Regions from separate parts of the Homo sapiens genome. Here regions 2 and 3 are each linked to region 1. The links are chromatin contacts, found by Hi-C or POLR2A ChIA-PET in ENCODE. All regions are on one chromosome and are shown on one strand. The core of a region is the stretch at or near the end of the contact, and the rest is flanking DNA. Distances in the headings are between cores, read along the strand shown.

Region 1 (3,998 bases), core at 1,393-3,892:
AAATTAAACCAACAACAAAACGCACAGCCTTGCCTGCAGGTGGACTTGTGCCTGGCTCCCACCGTTTCTGCCAGCAGGAGTGGCGGGGGCCACCTCATGTCCAGGTCCCTGTCCTTCTCCTGGCACCAGAACCCATGGGGCCCGTTTCACAGAGGAGGATACTGAGGCCCCGGCAGGGGAAGAGGACTTGTCTGGTCACGCGTGTGGCCTTTGCCACTGCAGGTCTCCAGCATTTGTTCAGCTGAGACCTACAGTGCAGGGAGCAGGCAGCTCCATCCGTTCCCTGCCCGTGGCCCAGCCTGGGTTGGGGAGACCATCACAGAAATGGGCAGATGCCACATAGAGCTCTCAGGGCCATGATGCAGGAAGCTCAGGGCATAATGGGAGCCCAGGTGGTCAGTGAGGGAAGGGACGGAGCCGCCTGCTCCCTTTCAAATCCAGAACATAATTTGAGTTTTTGTTTTTTTGTTTTGTTTTGTTTTGTTTTTGAGACGAAGTCTCTGTCACCCAGGCTGGAGTGCAGTGGCATGATCTCGGCTCACCGCAACCTCAGCCTCCTGGGTTCCAGTGATTCTGCTGCCTCAGCCTCCTGAGTAGCTGGGATTACAGGGGTGCGCCACCATGCCCAGCTAATTTTTGTATTTTTAGTAGAGATGGGTTTCATCATGTTAGCCAGGCTGGTCTCAAACTCCTGACCTCAGGTGATCCACCTGCCTCGGCCTCCCAAAGTGCAAGGATTACAGGCATGAGCCACTGTGCCCAGCCCCTAATTTGTGTATTTTTAGTAGAGGCAGGGTGTCACCATGTTGGCCAGGCTGGTCTCAAACCCATGACCTCAAGTGATCCACCCACCTTGGCCTCCCAAAGTGCTGGTATTACAGGCATGAGCCACCGTGCTTTGAGTTTTTTTACAGTAAGTCTTGGCCGGAGTGCAGTGGCTCAATCTTGGCTCATTGCAACCTATGCTTCCTGGGCTCAAGCAATCCTCCCACCTCAGCCTCCTGAGTAGCTGGGATTATAGGTGCACGCCACCATGCCCAGGTAATTTTTGTTTTTGTTTTTGTTTTTGGTGGAGACAGGGTTTTGTAATGTTGCCCAGGCTGGTGTCAAACTCCTGGGTTCAAGCAGTCCACCCGCCTCAGCCTTTCAAAGTGCTGAGATTACAGACGTGAGCCACTGTGCCTAACCAATTTGAATTCTTATCATTTTTGTCTGTTCATTAAGAGCCATTATTAGTGGGTCACTGTCGTCATACTTGGCTTTAATTCTTGAGATGTGGTTTCTTCTAGCTCTTTGAACCTTTTTTTTTGTTTTGTTTTTAATTGAGACAAGGTCTTGCTGTGTCACCCAAGCTAGAGTGCAGTGGTGTCATCACAGTTCACAACAGCCTTGACCTCCTGGGCTCAAGTGATCCTCCTGCCTCAGCCCCCTGAGTAGCTGGGACCACAGGTGCACACCAGCACACTTGGCTAATTATTATTATTATTATTTTTTTTGTAGAGATAATGTTTCGCTTTGTTGCCCAGGCTGGTGGTCTGAACTCCTGAGCTCAAGTGATCCTCCTGCCTCAGCCGCTCTATTTTTTTTTTTTAATCGAGACATGGTATTGCTCTGTTGCCCAGGCTGGAGTGCAGTGGTGGGATGGTAGCTCAACTTCCAGAGCTCAGATGATCCTCCCTCTTCAGCCTCCAGTGTATCTGGGACCACAGACATGCACCACCCAGCCCAGCTTGAACCTGTTTTTAGTAGCTGCTTTGAAGCCTTTTGGTCCAACATCCGGATCCATTCCTCCACAGAAAGGTTCTGTTGACTCCTTTTTGTCCTCAGCGTAGGTCACACTTTCCTGTTTCTTCACATGTCTGGCAAGCTTTTGTTGTCAGAAAGTAGACATTGTATTTTTATTTATTTGTTTTTAATTTTGTTATGTTTTTGAGATGGAGTCTCTCACTGTCGCCCAGGCTGGAGTGCAGTGGTGCGATCTCGGCTGACTGCAGCCTCCGCCTCCTGGGTTCAAGCGATTCCCCTGCCTCAGCCTCTGGAGTAGCTGGGATTACAGGCACCCGCCACCACGCCCGGCTAATTTTTGTATTTTGTATTTTTAGTAAAGACGGGGTTTTACCATGTTGGCCAGGCTGGTCTCGATCTCCTGACCTCAGGTGATCTGCCCACCTTGGCCTCCCAAAGTGCTGGGATTAAAGGCGCGAGCCACCGCGCCTGGCCTTGTTTTGTTCTTAATTGTTGTTTTTCTTTTCTTTCTTTCATGTTTCCCCTCGGAGACAAGGTCTTGCGCTGTCACTGATGCTGGACTGCAGTGGTGCAGTTTCAGCTCACTACAGCCTCCCGGGCTCAAGCCATCCTCCCACCTCAGCCTCCCGAGTAGCCGGAACTACAGGCTTGTGCCACCACACCCAGCTAATTTTTTTTTTTTTTTTTTTTTTTTGGTAGAGACAGGGTTTCTCCATGTTGCCCACGGTGGTCTTGAACACCTGGGCTCAAGTGATCTGCCCGCCTCTGCCTCCCAAAATGCTGGGATTACAGGTGTGAGCCACCGCGCCTGGCCCAATTCTCATTTTTATTTAGAAGGAGTCACCCCTGGGTCAGCCAAGCTGAGACATCAGTTGGTGGTTGGTCAGAACTTGTGCCCAAATATGCTGAGTCAGCGGCTCTGCCCGGGCCCAAATGCTGAGTCAGCACCTCTGCCCGGGCAGTCTGCAGGCTGGCCCTACCTTTGCTTTCTGCCTGTGGTTCCTATCAGGGCACGCACTTCAGTTCTGTTGGGCAGGGAGACGTGCATCAGACTCTCTCCAGGGCATATGTGCTGTCTTGCGCTTGCGCGTGGCCTCCCAAACCCCTAGGGATACCTGGGGCCAGCTGGGGCAGTCTCTGTCTCGACCTCCTTTTCCATTTCTGGCTAGTTTACCAATCTGTTTCATCCTTAGGCCAGCTGATGACCTTGGCCCTCTCCTCCCGAGATCCCTGCAGCTTCCAACAGTGAGGCCCTCCAGCAGTGAGGCTGCTGATTTTCATGGCCTGGCTGGAGCTGGGGGCCCAGGCCAGGAGCAGCCCCAGGCAAAAATCACCTCCCGCTGCTCTTCCCTGCCACTCAGTACTTTTTCTGGAATAAACATTTCCTCACTGGGTGAACACCTTTGACGAGATCTTCACAGTCCTGGGATGGTTGCTTTGGACAATTCTGTTTAGCTTTATTGTTGCTTTTAGGGAGAGGATTTGCCAAGATCTTCACTCCACCATTTGGGAAAATCCACATTTCGTTTGTTGCAATAGCTTTGGCTTTATTTTAATAGATTATAATTTATTTATTTTTTATTTATTTATTTTTGAGACAGGGTCTTGCTCTGTCACCCAGGCTGGAGTATAGTGACATGATCTCTGCTCACTGCAACCTCCGCCTCCTGGGCTCAAGCAATTCTGCCACCTCAGCCTTTTGAGTAGCTGGGATTACAGGCGTGCACCACCATATCTGGCTAATTTTTTTGTATTTTTAGTAGAGACAGGATTTTGCCACGTTGCCCAGGCTGGTCTCAAACCCCTGGGCTCAAGCAGTCTGTCCACGTTGGCCTCCCACAGTGCTGGGATTACAGATGTGAGCCACCACTCCCAGCCAGAATTTATTTTAACGTTTATGGAAAACCAACTCACCAAACCTATGATTTCATGGTTTTCAGAATGAGGCCAATTTAAAAATAAGTGCCTTAGTCTGGGGGTGTTGGCCCATATCCATAATCCCAGCACTTTGGGAGGCTGAGGCAGGAAGATTGTGAAGATTGCTTGAGGCCAGGAATTTGAGACCATCCTAGACGACATAGAGACCCCCCATCTCAACAACAAAAATAAAAAAATTAGCCAGGCACAGTGGTACACATCTGTAGTCCTAGCTACTTGGGAGGCTGAGGCAGGAGGATCACTTGAGCCCAGGAGTTCGAGGCTGCAGTGAGCTGTGATCCCACCAGCGCACTCCAGCCTAGGAGACAGAGGAA
Region 2 (3,961 bases), core at 163-2,662, 130 kb before region 1:
AGGAGGCATAAGTGGGCTTTAAAGCCAGGATTTGGAACTCAGCTTTTACACTTCCTTGCTTTGTGAGTGAAGTCACTTCTCCATGCTTTGGGCTCCTTATCTCTAAGTGTGGGCTTGTCAGAAAAATTTAAAAGCCCACTAAAGCACTTGGTACAGAGTAGGCATTCACAGTCTGTGGTGCGGCTGTGCAGGGAAGATTATGGCTCCGAATCCATGCTGTGACCTTCCTAAGTGGTTGTGGAGGGGCTGATGCACCCTGCCTAGTGGTGCAGGGCCACCATGTAGGGAGGGCCCAATGTCTGATAGGATAGAGCCAAGGCACGCTTCTTTCTCAGATCCAAGTGACAGCCGAATCTAATATGAACATTTCTGAGTTCTCCCCCACACCTTGTTTTCAGGGACGGTCTCACTCTCTCTCCCAGGCTGGAGTGCAGTGATGCAATCTCAGCTCACTGCAACCTCGACCTCCCTGGACTCAAGCTGTCCACCCACCTCAGGCTCTCAAGTAGCTGGGACTACAGGTGTGCACCACCATGCCCAGCTAACTTTTGTGTATTTTTTTTGTAGAGACAGGGTTTCGCTATGTCACCCAGGCTGTTCTCGAACTCCTGAATTCAAATGATCTTCCCACCTCGGCCTCCCAAAGTGCTGGATTACAAGTGTGCATCACTGCACCCGGCCTGAGTTCTCCCTTGAAAAAAAAGGCGGGGGCGGGGGGGAGCAGTTTGGAGATAGGGTCTCGCTGTGTCACCCAGGCTGGAGTGCATTAACGACCCATTGCAGCCTCGACCTCTTGGATTCAAGCAATCCTCCCACCTCAGCCTCCCAAGCTGCTGGGACCACAGACACACACCACCACACCGGCTAATTTTTTAAGTTATTTGTAGAGATGAGATCTCACTGTGTTGCCCAGGCTGATCTCAAACTCCTGGGCTCAAGTGATTTTCCTGCCTCAGCCTCCCAAGGAAATAAAATATTCTTGGATTCTTGGTTAGCTTTAATTATTTCCGCTTTCCAGGCTAGCCCAGGAGTTGCCCTCCAGCACGTCCTTTGAAAAGTACTTTTCGGCCGAGCGTGGTGGCTCACGCCTGTAATCCAAGCACTTTGGGAGACCGAGATGGGAGGATCACCTGAAGTCAGGAGTTGGAGACCAGCCTGACCAACATGACGAAACCCTGTCTCTACTAAAAATACAAAAATTAGCCGGGCATGGTGGTGGGCGCCTGTAATCCCAGCTACTCAGGAGGCTGAGGCAGGAGAATCACTTGAACCTGGAAGACGGAGGTTGCCGTGAGCCAAGATGGTGCCATTGCACTCCAGCCTGGGAGACAGAGCAAGACTCCGTCTTAAAAAAAAAAAAAAAAGTATCTTTCCCACTGTTGTGATTAGAAAGACCAGCAGAGGGCATCAGAGACTTAGTTCGGAGACAGAACGTAGCTGATTCCATCCTGCCTTACTTAGCCCCCATGGAATGGCTCAACGCAGGTTCCTTTTGTCCGCGGGCAGCAGCAAGTGGAGGTCGTGCAGCTTCCACTTGCACCAGTTTACTGTGCCTTGGAATTGGATAGATGATGGCAGAAGTCGAGGCCCCACGGAGGGGCCACCTTCATCTCTGGAACCTGCACCTTTACCTACTTATGTCCACAAAAAGAGTCAGACTCTGAATCTTTTTTTGTTTTTTTTTTTGTTTTGTTTTGTTTTGAGACGGAGTTTTGCTCTTGTTGCCCAGGCTGGAGTGCAATGGCACGATCTTGGCTCACCGCAACCTCTGCCTCCCGGGTTCAAGCGATTCTCCTGCCTCAGCCTCCCAAGTAGCTGGGATTACAGGCATGAGCCACCATGCCCGGCTAATTTTTTGTATTTTTAGTAGAGACGGGGTTTCTCCATGTTGGTGAGGCTGCTATCAAACTCCCAACCTCAGCTGATCCACCCACTTCGGCCTCCCAAAGTACTGGGATTACAGGCGTGAGCCACCGCGCCTGGCCCAGACTCCGAAAATATCTGAAGAGATTTATTCTGAGCCAAATATGAGTAACCAATGGCCTGGGACACAGCCCTCAGGAGATCCTGAGAACATGTACCCAAGGTGGTTGGGGCATAGTTTGCTTTTATACATTTTAGTGAGACATGAGACATCGGTCAATATGTGTAAGATGGGCTGGGGGTGCCCTGGCTCACACCTGTAATCTCAGCACTTTGTGAGGCCGAGAGGGGCAGATTGCTTGAGCCTAGAAGTTCAAGACCAGTCTGGGCAACACAGTGAGACTCTGTCTCTACAAAAAAATACAAAAACTAGCCAGATGTGGTGGTGCGTGCCTGTAGTCCCAGCTACTTGGGAGGCTGAGGTGGGAGGATCACCTAAGTTAGAGAAGTTGAGGCTGCAGTTGACCACGCTGATCTCGAACTCCTGGCCTCAAGCAATGATCCTGCCTCAGCTTCTCAAAGTGGTGGGATTATAGACGTGAACCACCACACCCAGCCAACAGAAGTTCTTTGTTTTTTTTTTTTGGTCCCAAACTTTACCGTTGACAACCGAAGTATTTTAAAGCAAATCCCAGATATCCTGTCATATTACCCCTATAATTTCATTTTCTTTCTTCCTTTTTTTTTTTTTTTTTTTGAGACAGATTCTCGCTCTGTTGCCCAGGCTGGAGTGCAGTGGCATGATCTCGACTCACTGCAACCTCCCAGGTTCAAGCAATTCTCCTGTCTCAGTCTCCTGAGTAGCTGGGACTACAGGTGCACGCCACCACGCCCAGCTAGTTTTTGTATTTTTAGTAGAGACAGAGGTTTCACCATATTGGTCAGGCTGGTCTCGAATTCCTGACCTCAGGTTATCTGCCCCCTTTGGCCCCCCAAAGTGTTTGGATTACAGGTGTGAGCCACCACGTCTGGCCTATAATTTCATTTTCTTATATCATGACACTACCATTATCACACCTATCAAAGTCCACAATTATTATTTGGTATCATCTGATATTACATTTCCCTGAGGATCTCAAAAGTGTCCTTTTACACTTGGTTTGTTTGATTCATGATCCAAACAAAGTTCACATACTGTATTTCGTTGTTGTGATTTTTCAGTCTCTCTTTTTTAAGACGGAGTCTCGCTCTGTCGTTCAGACTGGAGTACAGTGGCACAATCTCACCTCATTGCATCCTCCGCCTCCTGGCTTCAAGTGATTCTCCCTGCCTCAGCCTTTTGAGTAGCTGAGATTACAGGCACCCACCACCATACCCGGCTAATTTTTGTATTTTCAGTAGAGATGAGGTTTTGCCACATTGGCCAGGCTGGTCTTGAACTCCTGACCTCAGGTGATCCTCCCTCCTCGGCCTTCCAAAATGCTGGGATTACAGGCATGAGCCACTGCGCCCAACCTTAAGTCCTTTTTTTTTTCTTTTTGAGACAGAGTCTTGCTCTGTAGCCCAGGCTGGAGTGCAGTGGTGCGATCTCGGCTCACTGCAACCTCCACCTCCCAGGTTCACACCATTCTCCTGCCTCAGCCTCCCGAATAGCTGGGACTACAGGCTCCCACCACCACACCCGGCTAATTTTTTTTTTTTTTGTATTTTTAGTAGAGATGGGGTTTCACCATGTTAGGCAGGATGGTCTTGATCTCCTGACCTCGTGATCCACCCGCCTTGGCGTCCCAAAGTGCTGGGATTACAGGCCTGAGACACCATGCCCGGCCTCTTAAGTCTCTTTTAACCTAGAAGAGTGCCCCCTATGCATACACTTTTGATGTGTTGCAGAAAACCACTTTTTTTTTTTTTCTGAGACAGAGTCTCACTCTGTCGCCCAGGCTGGAGTGCAGTGGCGTGATCTCAGCTCAGTATAACCTCCCCATGCCGAGTTCAAGTGATTCTCCTGCCTCAGCCTCCTGAGTAGCTGGGATTACAGGCACCTGCCACCACGCCCGGCTAATTTTTGTATTTTTATTAGAGACAGGGTTTCACCATG
Region 3 (3,936 bases), core at 640-3,139, 190 kb before region 1:
GACCAGCTTGGCCAACATGGCAAAATCTCGTCTCTGCTAAAAATGCAAAAATTAGCCAGGTGTGGTGGTACCTGCGACTGTAGTCCCAGCTACTCCGGAGGATGAGGTGGGAGGATCGCTTGAACCAGGGAAGCAGAGGTTACAGTGAGCTGAGATTGCACCACTGCATGTCAGCCTGGGTGACAGAGCAAGACCCTGTCTGAAAAAAAAAAAAAAAGCATGGGTTCTGGAGTTGGAGGTGATCAGTGCTGGGTGTATTAATTTCCCATGGCTGCAATAACAAATTATGACAGATTTTTGGTTTAAGACAACAGGAATGGATTCTCTCTCAGTTCATGGTCAGAAGTCTGAAATCATGGTACTGGCAGGGCCACAATCCCTGGAGAGGTTCTACAGGAAAATCCTTGCATCTTCCAGATTGCAGTGGATCCAGCTGTTGCTTGATTTGCAGCAGCGAAACCCAAGTCCCTGCGTCTGTCTTCACTCCTGTGTCTTGTGTCCTCTTTTTTCCTTTTTTTTTTAAAGTGAGATGGAGTCTCGCCGTGTTATAGGCTGGTCTCGAACTCCTAGGCTCAAGTGATCCTCCCACCTCAGCTGTTCTTTTCTTTTCTTTTTTTTTTTGAGACGGAGTCTGGCTCTGTCACCCAGGCTGAAGTGCAATTGCGCGATCTCCGCTTACTGCAAGCTCTGCCTCCTGGGTTCAGGCCATTCTCCTGCCTCAGCCTCCCGGGTAGCTGGGACTACAGGCGCCCGCCACCACGCCCGGCTAATTCTTTGTATTTTTAGTAGAGACGGGGTTTCACCGTGTTAGCCAGGATGGTCTCCATCTCCTGACCTCGTGATCTGCCCACCTTGGCCTCCCAAAGTGCTGGGATTACAGGCTTGAGCCACCGTGCCCGGCCCCAGCTGTTCTTTTCTTATAAGGACACTGGGCATTGGATTTAGGGCCCACTTTATATCTAGGATGATCTCATCTCAAGATCCTTATCTGCAAAGACCCTATTTCCTAATAAGGTCACCTTCACAGATTCCAGGGGTTACAACTTGGATGTCTGTCTTTTTTTTTTTTTTGAGATGGAATTTTGCCCAGGCTGGAGTGCAATGGCGTGATCTCGGCTCACTGCAACCTCTGCCTCCCGGGTTCGAGCGATTCGCCTGCTTTGGCCTCCCAAAGTCCTGGGATTACAGGGATTAGAGGCATGTGCCACCATGCCCGGTTAATTTTTTTTGTATTTTTAGTAGAGATGGGGTTTCTCCGTGTTGGTCAGGCTGGTCTCGAACTCCTGACCTCAGGTGATCCGCCCACCTTGGCCTCCTAAAGTGCTGGGATTACAGGTGTGAGCCACCGCCACCAGCCTCACATATGGCTAATTTTTAAGTTTCTTCTAGCGATGCGGTCTCACTATTTTGCCCAGGCTGGTCTTGAACTCCTGGGCTCAAGCAGTCCTCCTGCCTTGGCCTCCCAAAGTGCTAGGATTACAGACGTGAGCCACTGCGCCCGGCCAATAAATATTTATGTCCATGTTACTGACAGCAGTGTTCGTTGGTGTGGCATGGGAATGAGCTAGCTTTTCTAGGAGGAGCCCCCTATGCTCCAGGGCTGCCCCGCTGTCTTGGCTCACCGGCCATGGGAGGGAGTCCTGGGCCATGATCTGTACCTAACATAGGAGGCCCAGGAGAGGCACGTGGGGAGGACTTCCAGCCCTGTTCCTTGACGTCTGCACCCTCCAGGGGAAGGATGACAGCTGCAGAAGGGCCTGTCTCTGTCACTCTGTAGTGAACAGTTACTTCTTGCCATCTGAAGTCACCCTGGCCTACGTCCATGAGATTGGCCAAATGGCAACTACCAACACCAGGCCATTTTCCCTGTGCAGAGGGGGAGGCCCTTTGGCGTGGGCTTCCTGGGCTTGAGGAAGCTTTGGCATGGCCTCTGGAGTTCCTGGGCATAGGCTGCCCTCCCTTGGAAAGGAGGCAGTTTCTCAGGGAGGGGTGCCGGGAAAGAGAACAGAACAAACTCTCACTTCCCCAGCCCTGTGGCGCTCTTTCTGGAAATGACTGTGTCACTTTTCTTTCTTGGTCAGCACGAGTCAGTGTGGCCAGTGCTTTAGACTCTCCCATCCCCTTGGCTCAGAAGCTTACACAGCAGCATGGGCTCCGTCAGGGGCTAAACTTCAGTTTGTGAGGGGCATGCCATGGGGTGGAAAGTTCAGAGAAAAACCCTTTGTCCAAAGAAGGTGAAGAATGGCCTGCTGTCACCGAACCAGGGGCCCTTGTGACTTCCTTTGGTTACACTCCTGGGATCCCCCTGACAGCTGGGGCAGGGGTATAGAAGAGCTTGTTATGTGCCCCATCTTTAGGACATCTCGGTGTCAAGCTGGAGTGACAACAGGGAAAGTTAGTAACCCCAGAAAGGCATTTGTGTTTCAGCGGTGCCTGCGTGTGGCTAATGGATACCGTCATTTATTGAGCATTTATCCCGTACCAGACTGTGCATAAACTTGTGTTGACTCAAAATGCTTGACCTTGGGGGCAGCTAGGGAAAGGGCAGTGATATAAATTAGGCCTATGGGCCACATTGAGCCTGTGGCCTATTTTTATCTGTGTTTGTATTTTATTAGTGAGACAGAGTCTCACTGTGTTGCCCAGGCTGGAGTGCAATGGCATGGTCTTGGCTCACTGTAACCTCCACCTCCCAGGTTCAAGTGATTCTCATGCCTCACCCTCCTGAGTAGCTGGGATTACAGGCCTGTGCCACCACCCTGGCTAATTTTTGTATTTTTAGTAGAGACAGGGTTTCACCATCTTGGCCAGGCTGGCCTCGAACTCCTGACCTCAAATAATCTGCCTGCCTCAGCCTCCCAAAATGCTGGGATTACAGGTGCGAGCCACCGCACCCAGCCTGTGTTTTATTATTTATTTATTTTGAGATGGAATCTCGCTCTGTTGCCCAGGCTGGAATGCAGTGGCGCAATCTCGGCTCACTGCAACCTCTGCCTCCCAGGTTCAAGCGATTCTCCTGTCTCAGCCTCCCGAGTAGCTGGGATTACAGGCACATGCCGCCATGCCCAGCTAATTTTTTGTATTTTAGTAGCTCACTGCAGCCTCTAACTCCTGGGCTCAAGTGATCCTCTGGCCTCATCCTCCCAAGTAGCTGGGACTACAAGCACATGTCACCACCCTTGGCTAATTTAAGCAATTTTTTTAGAGACAGAGTCTTGCTGTGTTTCCCAGGCTGGCCCCAAACCCCTGGCCTCAAACCATCCTCCTCCTGCCTGAGCCTCAGAAGTAGCTGGGATTATAGTCACGAACCGCTGGGCCCGGTGTGGCCTATTTTTGTACAGACAAAGCTAAGAAAGGCTTTTACAGTTTTTGAGAGATTGATTAGGGAAAAAAACTAAAACCCAATCCACAAACAACAATAATCAGTTGAGACCACAGTGTCCTGCAAAACCTGAAATATTTACTCACTGGCCCGAGGCAGGGGAAGCTTGTAGACCCCTGGGATAAATGAATGAGGCAGGCAGGAGTTGGGGTCTGTGGGGAGTTTGGCCCCAGCCAAAAGAGAAACCAAAAAATCCTCAGGCCGAATAGAGCATACTTCTGAATTGTGTGAGCCCCTTGTGCCAATTGTGGCGCTTACTGTATGTTACCACTTACTCTGAAAAGAGTTCTGTGAGGTCAGAGATACCAACCCCAATTTACTGGTGGAAAAACAGAAATGAAAGAACTTGACTGGCCAAAGTGATGTGGTTGGCAGGCAGCAGAGATGGCTTTGGCATTCTGGGTGACTGGATGCCCACCTTAAATGCATATATAAGTGGTTCAGTGACATTTATCTGTTCATCACAAAGACCCAAAGTAGCAGAGGCTTAATTAAACACGATGGCATTTTATTTTTTGTGCTCTAATGCTAAAGTGTGAAGATTGTCAGGTGCC

What was found. A loop is a pair of places that touch in the nucleus more often than their neighbours do. ChIA-PET counts read pairs that join two places held with the same protein, here RNA polymerase II (POLR2A). Pooled maps may share reads with other maps.
Region 2: a loop to region 1 is called in a pooled map, with 2.1 times the contacts of the local background. The contact joins two enhancer-like sites. A Hi-C loop is called at or near these places in 1 of 50 pooled maps. POLR2A ChIA-PET finds 5 or more read pairs at or near these places in 4 of 52 experiments (GM12878, OCI-LY7, PC-9 and 1 more).
Region 3: a loop to region 1 is called in a map of endothelial cell of hepatic sinusoid, with 9 times the contacts of the local background. The contact joins two enhancer-like sites. A Hi-C loop is called at or near these places in 1 of 168 maps with a recorded cell type or tissue (endothelial cell of hepatic sinusoid). POLR2A ChIA-PET finds 5 or more read pairs at or near these places in 4 of 52 experiments (OCI-LY7, WTC11, activated CD4-positive, alpha-beta T cell and 1 more).

Annotation. Positions count from the first base shown.
Region 1 is chr19:11,062,254-11,066,251 of GRCh38, forward strand. SMARCA4 (SWI/SNF related BAF chromatin remodeling complex subunit ATPase 4) reads left to right here. Exons shown (of 35, transcript NM_003072.5): 35 at 1-20. Among named protein-coding and RNA genes, the nearest start is that of LDLR, 25 kb to the right of the region's middle. Within about 2 kb of position 2,643, at least 4 of the 41 ENCODE cell types and tissues checked have a DNase peak (open chromatin) inside an H3K27ac peak, as active enhancers do.
Region 2 is chr19:10,935,424-10,939,384 of GRCh38, forward strand. No RefSeq gene overlaps it. Among named protein-coding and RNA genes, the nearest start is that of TIMM29, 8.6 kb to the left of the region's middle. RefSeq lists a silencer at 651-982 and an enhancer at 1,912-2,411. Within about 2 kb of position 1,413, at least 3 of the 41 ENCODE cell types and tissues checked have a DNase peak (open chromatin) inside an H3K27ac peak, as active enhancers do.
Region 3 is chr19:10,874,822-10,878,757 of GRCh38, forward strand. The region is part of intron 1 of CARM1 (coactivator associated arginine methyltransferase 1); the gene reads left to right. Among named protein-coding and RNA genes, the nearest start is that of CARM1, 5.2 kb to the left of the region's middle. RefSeq lists enhancers at 1-480, 1,800-1,949, 2,130-2,359. Within about 2 kb of position 1,890, at least 11 of the 41 ENCODE cell types and tissues checked have a DNase peak (open chromatin) inside an H3K27ac peak, as active enhancers do.